Regions from separate parts of the Homo sapiens genome. Here region 2 is linked to region 1. Evidence: chromatin contacts called from ENCODE Hi-C data. All regions are on one chromosome and are shown on one strand. Each heading gives the region's core, a stretch centred on a gene start or an enhancer-like site at or near the end of the contact. The rest is flanking DNA. Distances are from core to core; before and after follow the strand shown.

Region 1 (3,621 bases), core at 391-2,890:
TTGTCATTCCTCCCTTTCCTTCATATCCCACATCACACTCATCAGAAGGTACTTGAATCTACTTCCATACTTAGAAACCATCATTCACTTTTCCCTCATATATTCTGCCATCATCTTAATCCAAATCACCATTATCTCCTGTTTATGGTGCTGGATTAACCTCCTAACCATGATCCGGTCTCTGCCCATCTTTCCAGACTCATCTCATACAACTGTCCTTTCTAAATATATTCCAGCTATACTGGTCTTTCCTTAGATTCTTGAACATTAACATGTCAAGCTCTTTCCTGCCTCAGGACGTTTGCACAACCTGTTCACTCTGTTTAGAATGTTTTTCTTTCCCTCTTTTGCATGGTTGGATCACGCTCATCTTTTAGGCATCAGTATCAACTCCTTGGAAAGGTCTTCTTAGACCAGTCTAATTCACATAGTTTCCTTGTAAATTCTCCTTAATTCCATCCATAAAAGGTAAGTTCCATTAGAACAGGAATCTACCTTGTTCATCATTGGATCTCAGTACCTAGCAATTCTTGGCACAGACGAAAGAAGCATTTAACTATCTGCAGAATAAACAAATAATTACTTGGTGCTCTGTGATCCAGTCCTGTGGGGTCAGGAAAGGGTTTCTGATTTAAAAGGCTTTGCAAACTGACTAAGAATTAGCCAGGTCAGGGACAGGGTCAGAAGACGGTTTGGGGTGAGAAGGAGGATAGTGCACTTCAGGAACACAAAAGACATTCTATATGGCTGGAGCGGTGGAAAACCACTAGGGCTGAAGAGCCAGGCAAAAGTCAGATAGGAAAGAGTCTGTAAGTCATGTTAAAGAGTTTGGGCTTAAACCTGAGGGCAAATAGGAGCGACTGAAAGGTTTTCAATGGGGAGTGCCTCGGTCAAATATGAACTTTATCAGCCCAGCAATGTGGAGACTGGACTGGAAGGTAGCAAGATTGAAAGCAGGAGAACCAGCTGGGGCGGCGGGGGAGGGGGGGGTTACTGTCACAGCTATGTAGCAGTCATAGGGTCGAACCAAAATAATGTCAGTAAAAAACGGAGAGAAGTGAACAGATCTGAGATATTCAAGAGGCTGGTAGGGACTGGCTGGATGTGAAAAGGAAGAAAACTTTCAAGCTCTGGTTTAAGCACATGGCTCAGTTAAAATATGTTCCTTCTAAGCCATCATAGCATTTTGGAAGATCCCCTTTCAGCACGTACTACTCTGCACAGTGGCCCACTGAATACGTATTTGCACATTACAGAAGCAAGAGTCGCGCCTTTTCCTCTCTATTTCCGATTCTAAAAGCTCACTCCGAGTCTAGCTCGATGGCACTGTAAGTGTTCAATAAACGTTCGTTAGGTGATTGCAAAAGCACTGAGTCTAAAATAAAATAACTGACGTTTATATTCTGTTACCCTCATGGCTGCCCGTTTACAGAGAACCACTTGTGAAAAAACAAGCGCCGGGCTCTGGGTGGGTCTCATTCATAATGAAGTTAAGAGCCTCCTTAGGAGTCTCCGGCTCTTCGGCTTCCCGAGAACCCCTTTACCCAGCTCACCTGGGGGAGAAGACCAGGAACGGGCCCAGGCGACGCACAGTGACTCGGACCGGCCGAACTCAGTAGCACGCCGGCAGCCTTCCAATCGAATCTCCCGCGTCCTTTTCCGCCGGAAGTAACGCTTTGGCTCTGATTACTCAGAGCCAATCAGAAGAAGGCGCCGCAGAGGGTGGAGCTTAGCGAGGAAATCCTACAAGCATCTGGAAACGACCATTTTCGTCAAACTGCGGGTAGAGTCTTTCTCCCCGACAGGTGGATCAGTAGTACAGTCCGTAAAATTGGTTTTGGAGCTTCGCTGAGCCTCCTGGGCGTAGGGTTCCCGGGAAAGTGTGGAGTGAGCCGCAGCGCCCTGGGGTCTGGCGGGGTGACTGAAAGAGGGAATGGAAGCTGGATGAAGAGGGTTGAGGGAGCTTTGGAAGCCAGACCCGGCGCTGTCCTAGGGGCTAGCACTACCCACGGGCGGAGGGAGGAAGGGGGCGGTGGCAGGAGGCAGGAGGGGGGTGGAGCGCGGAGTGGGTTTTCGGGTGCCGGAGAAGAAAGGGGGCGTTATTTGAAAGAAGGGACCGGGACCTGGCGGGATTTAGGGGCGATGTGGACCCGGGGCGACCTGTGTAATGGATGGGTTGTGCGAGCAACACAGTTTTGGGGTGACCCAAGAACGGAGTATCATAGGGAGTGGTTAGGCTCCAGATGGAGGTGGGTGCAAGGAGCACAGTCTTTGGACCTGGACCCAGCGGTCTGCGACGACGTGCTCCGCTCACTGCTGAGTGATCTAGTGCAAGTTCCCGCACCTCTCTGAGCCTCAGTTTCCACATCTGTAGATGGGAATAACAATCATATACGACGCACAAGATTGCTGTGACGATTTAGTTAGAGGAGATGATGCGTGTGCCTCCCTGCCTCGTGATACACTGGCCTGTAGTGAACCTTCAATAAATTGTCATGGTAGCTGTTATTGCCGTTACGTAGGATTTGCGGAAGGCAGGAGGTGTCGCAATGGAATTGCGGTGGCCAGGGCAGGGTTTGGTGGTGATGATAATGGTAGGGATATTGGGTGACCTGAAGGACAGGTGGGCTTCGGGGGCGCTATAGATAAAGCATGGGCTACAGCGATGAGTTAGGAAGAGGCCCTAGCATGATAAGGGCAGACTTGGGGTGTGACCGCAATGAAGGTGAGTGCTAAGGAGCAGATGGCACGAGAGGAAAGTGGAGTGGAGGCGGTGTCCTCGGGGATGGGGGCGGAGTGGCTGTGGTGACCTGGCTTGGGCGGCGTCTCTGAGGAGCTGGCTGGCTTTGGGTTTCCCCTGGGAGGAGCTGTTTTGCGGCGGGCGGAGCTGCAGGCTGGGCAGGGCTTAGCCTGTGCGCTTCTGCTGGCCTCCTTTTCGCCCTCCCACCCGCACTGCAGTCTCCAGCCTGAGCCATGGGCCGCCGAGCCCTCCTGCTCCTGCTTCTGTCTTTTCTGGCGCCCTGGGCCACCATAGCCCTCCGGCCGGCCTTAAGGGCCCTCGGCAGCCTACACTTGCCAACCAACCCCACATCCCTCCCGGCTGTAGCCAAGAACTATTCGGTTCTCTACTTCCAACAGAAGGTAAGGGGGAGCGGGGGCTTCGCCGTCCCAGGCCCAACCGCCGGGAACCCTGACCCTCAGAGCCCGGGCAACGGAGCCTACCTCGAAATTCACACCCCTTGATGCCTAGGATCTGTTCGGTTTTTGGCTAACATCTTCCAGAAGGTGGTCCCAAATCCCAGTTCTGTTTAAATTTTCTCCTCCCATTACCAATAATTTGGTAGTAGTTTTGGCTGCATACTCTTGATTCAGGCTTTTCTGTAATTGGACACGACAGTCACTTCAACTCCCTCTGCTCCCAGAGGGTGCCCCAATCCGAACTCCCTTGACCTTCCCTCAAATTCAAATTATTAAATGCCAGCTCTGGTACCTAGTCTGCGGTGATAGTCATCCTTTGCCCCAAGGCAGCCCTAAATACAAATTTTAATATCTTTACCTATTAGAAAATATTGGATAGTTATCCATCCTAAAAGCCAGCCTCTCAGAAGGGGTCAGCTCAGA
Region 2 (3,621 bases), core at 698-3,197, 2.9 Mb before region 1:
TGTAGTTTCTGCCTTATCTTAGAGGGATGCAAATATAATTTTCCTTTTTAATTAAAAACCTGTTTACTATGATGAGTCACTTAAGCAGAGACTTGAGTTAACCGGTTGAATCATTCTACAAAGCTTGTAAAAGTAATGTTTGAGTAATACTATCTAAAGAGATCATTTTTCTTAACCATTTACTGCCTACATACTAATAATTCAAACATATTTTGGAATATGTTGACCTTAGTGTTTGCAGCTGCTTGCATATGCAGAAAAAATTTAGTATAACATTAATTCATATTTATTTAGTTCATTTTTCTGCCAGATAAGTCTTCTGGGAGTGACTCATTCATCCACCACAGAGATGCCTGAGAAATACCAAACAGCATGTTTTATGGCTGTATTTTGCCATCAGGGAAGTTATAAATAATTCCTTGTGGAACTTTTAGAAGACAATCTAGTAGGAATGCCAAACGTAGTCACTACAGTTAGCTAGTAGTGAGGTTGAAGACCTATTTATTTCCAAACCCTCAGGATGGCAGAGGGTTAAGATAAAGTCTGAAAACTGTCATCCTAAGAAACAGATATTTGCCAGTAACTCTCAATGGCCACATTGAGGTTGCCTAGCAACTTTTTGTGAGTGTGTTTCACTTTGCATTTGCTAAACACATTCTTATCACTACCTAGATCTTCAACCTAACACTGTTGTACTCCAGTCAAAACTCTCTGAGTGGGAATCAACACAGACTTGACAAGGATTTTCTTATGACTACCCCATATCTGGGTGGAGGGGCTGTCAACATTTCTGAACCTTGGAGCTAGCTAGGAGACATGGAACAAGCTTCCTGTAAGTGTGCTCATTCACTCATTCAAAAAAGAGACAGATACCCAGAACTTACTATTTATAAGGCACTGTGCTGGCCACAGTGGACAAAACAGGCCTTTGCTAGGATCCATAGAATATGGAGGAGTTGGCAGGCAGGAATTAGGGGTGGGGAGACAAAGAAGCATGGAGGGGAGCAGAGAGTGCTTCCAGCAGAGAGAACAGCCCCTGGAAAGGCCCAGAAAAGAATGAATGGCATATTGTGAAGACTGAAGAGAGACCACAATAGATAAAGTACAGGGAGCCATAGGGGTAGTGAGGTGAGCTGGTGCCAGATGCTGGAGGACCTTGTCATCATGGGATCCCTTTTCCTCATTTCTTTAAAGCTAGGACCGGTGCAGAGCAGTGCTTCCCAACTGCTCCATGGAATCCAGTGGGGTCCACCTAGGGGCCTCAGAGGGCCTTGGGGAATAGAGGTGGGAAGGGAATGGCTCTGGGATCCAACTTCTGCCTCAGTAACAACAGCATTGCTAATATCCATTTCAAATGTTGGGGATCTGAGTAAGATCACATTGGAAGACAGGGCTCCATGGATTAAAAAAATGATTGAAAGCCACCAGGTCCCCTCTGACTCTGACATCCTTGGATAATAGTATTCCATGCTGATCTCCCTGAGACTATGCTTTCTGGGTTACTGGGTCCTTCGGCTTATTATCTCCTAAGGAGGAGCCCATTCCTGACTGAAAACACTCAGGGTTATGGTGTGAGCAAAGGTCCTGGGACTTGCTAGCCTGTTTTTCACAGAACTTTCAGAAATGGTCCCTGAAATTTCACTTTCCCACTTTCACTGTTCATCTCTTCATGTCAGCAGGAGAGAAGACCTTTCGGCAGGATTCATACCTGCCTTCACGAGGAGTGAATATGTTGTGATGCTGAGTCCCTGCCGACTGTGAACTAGAGCTTTATAGCACATCCACCTCCAGGCTGAAGGGAGTTAAACGAGCATGGGTAGCAACTTCTCCTAAAGTGAGAGCTCTCTCTCTGACATACCGTTAGAGGCTCAGCAAGTATCAGCAGAATTGTTTGCTTTCTGTTTCTCCCCAGCCCCTTGTCCTCCAGACGCTGGCTCCCTAGACCAGCACAGCCTGTTTTAGCTTCTCTCTCACCTGACTCCCCTGGACTTGATTTCTTGCCTCCTTGACCTCTGGACATTGCCTCAAGACCAGGCTCCTGGTCTGAAATTCAACCTTTGCTCACATACACATGGAATCTGCAGACTGTCTCTGCACAGATGGATTGAGGGCCTGGCTCCTCTGATGCAGAGCAGCCTGGCCATCTGCCCAAACCCTCACAGACAGTGGTCCTAATTTAGGGAATCAGTTTGGACACTACTTGACAGCTCTGCCTTCCCCAGCCACTCCCAGCTGCAGCCACTAGATGTCTTCCAGCAGGAGACAGGCCTCCTCAGTCCTCCTGTGCATCCTGACATAAGCAGTGCTTTTCAATGTTTAATGTCAAAAGAATCACCTGGGGATCTGGCCAAAATTATAGGTCTGGGGTGGGGCCAGACAGCCTGCATTTCTAAGACGTTCCCAGGGAATATCAATGTTCATGAACTCCACTTTGAGTAATAAGAAAGAGAATGTGAATAGACTAGCAGCCTCAGCCTCACCTGAGAATGGGATCTGGAATTAGTTTCTTAAGAGTTTTTCACTTATTAGTACACATTTATTAAACACTCTTTCTCTCCGTGGCAGTTGCTATGCTGCTAAGACCCATTCTTTGCTTTCCAAGGAGCTTACAATCTAACAAAATAATATTTCCGTTGCTTAATTCTCACAAGATCCCTATGAAATCATGATTAGTGCCATTTTATACATAAGGAAACAGTCTTAGAGAAGTTAAGAGATTTGTGAAAGATTACACTAACGGGAAATGACAGCCTGGATTCCAGTTAAAACATTGCTCTGGCTCTGGGCCTTCATGCTTTCTAGGATATCTCATGCACCTTTTTCTTGATATTTTTGTGCTGCCCAAATCCATACAGTTGTGTTTCTGCCTCAGTTTCCTTGCCTAACACTTTAGTTGTGGATTAGGCTGAGCTATGCTCCAACCCTCTTCCCCAAATCTTGCTAGAGATCAGGGACCCAGCTCTTTCCAGTCTTTCCTCACCTACCCATCCCCTGTGGGGTCTTCCTATAGATAGTCCAGTTGCTTGGAAACACAAACCGTTGCTCCATGTTGCAAAATAGCTTCTAGGAACTAGCCAGGAAAATGTTCTCTTCCCTCTATAACTCAACCTCATGGTCCTTTTTTTTTTTTTTTTTGAGACGGAGTCTCGCTCTGTCGCCCAGGCTGGAGTGCAGTGGCGGGATCTCGGCTCACTGCAAGCTCCGCCTCCCGGGTTCACGCCATTCTCCTGCCTCAGCCTCCCAAGTAGCTGGGACTACAGGCGCCCGCCACTACGCCCGGCTAATTTTTTGTATTTTTAGTAGAGACGGGGTTTCACCGTTTTAGCCGGGATGGTCTCGATCTCCTGACCTCGTGATCCGCCCGCCTCGGCCTCCCAACTCATGGTCCTTTAGAGCTGCACACTCAGCATCAGGCACTTCAAAACATAAGTAAGCTATGTATTAGGCGTAGTGAACAAAGAAGGAAGTGACACTGATTTATGCAGCATTCATTCTCCAGCCTCTTAACCCAGGGCAATGCACTAATGATCCAGACATCCTTTTCCTAGGGATGGACGTAGCAGCTAGTGGAGCTCCTGAAGTGGCTTGTCCCAAACCCTATCTCAGCTGTGCTAGTCTCTC

The links. Hi-C counts contacts between places; a loop is a spot of excess contacts on that map. Pooled maps may share reads with other maps.
Region 2: a loop to region 1 is called in a pooled map, with 15 times the contacts of the local background. The contact joins the enhancer-like site here to the promoter of DDIAS in region 1. A Hi-C loop is called at or near these places in 4 of 50 pooled maps.

The regions. Positions count from the first base shown.
Region 1 is chr11:82,899,755-82,903,375 of GRCh38, reverse strand. DDIAS (DNA damage induced apoptosis suppressor) reads right to left here and starts at 1,640. Exons shown (of 6, transcript NM_145018.4): 1 at 1,554-1,640. LOC124902602 reads left to right here and starts at 1,321. Exons shown (of 2, transcript XM_047427953.1): 1 at 1,321-1,328; 2 at 1,695-2,462. The coding sequence starts at 1,321. The coding sequence ends at 2,352. PRCP (prolylcarboxypeptidase) reads left to right here and starts at 2,946. Exons shown (of 9, transcript NM_005040.4): 1 at 2,946-3,141. The coding sequence starts at 2,974. RefSeq lists silencers at 2,011-2,100, 2,151-2,200 and enhancers at 2,411-2,460, 2,741-2,840, 2,991-3,050, 3,171-3,220.
Region 2 is chr11:85,824,902-85,828,522 of GRCh38, reverse strand. It overlaps a transcript of SYTL2 not described here. Among named protein-coding and RNA genes, the nearest start is that of SYTL2, 16 kb to the right of the region's middle. Within about 2 kb of position 1,947, at least 10 of the 41 ENCODE cell types and tissues checked have a DNase peak (open chromatin) inside an H3K27ac peak, as active enhancers do.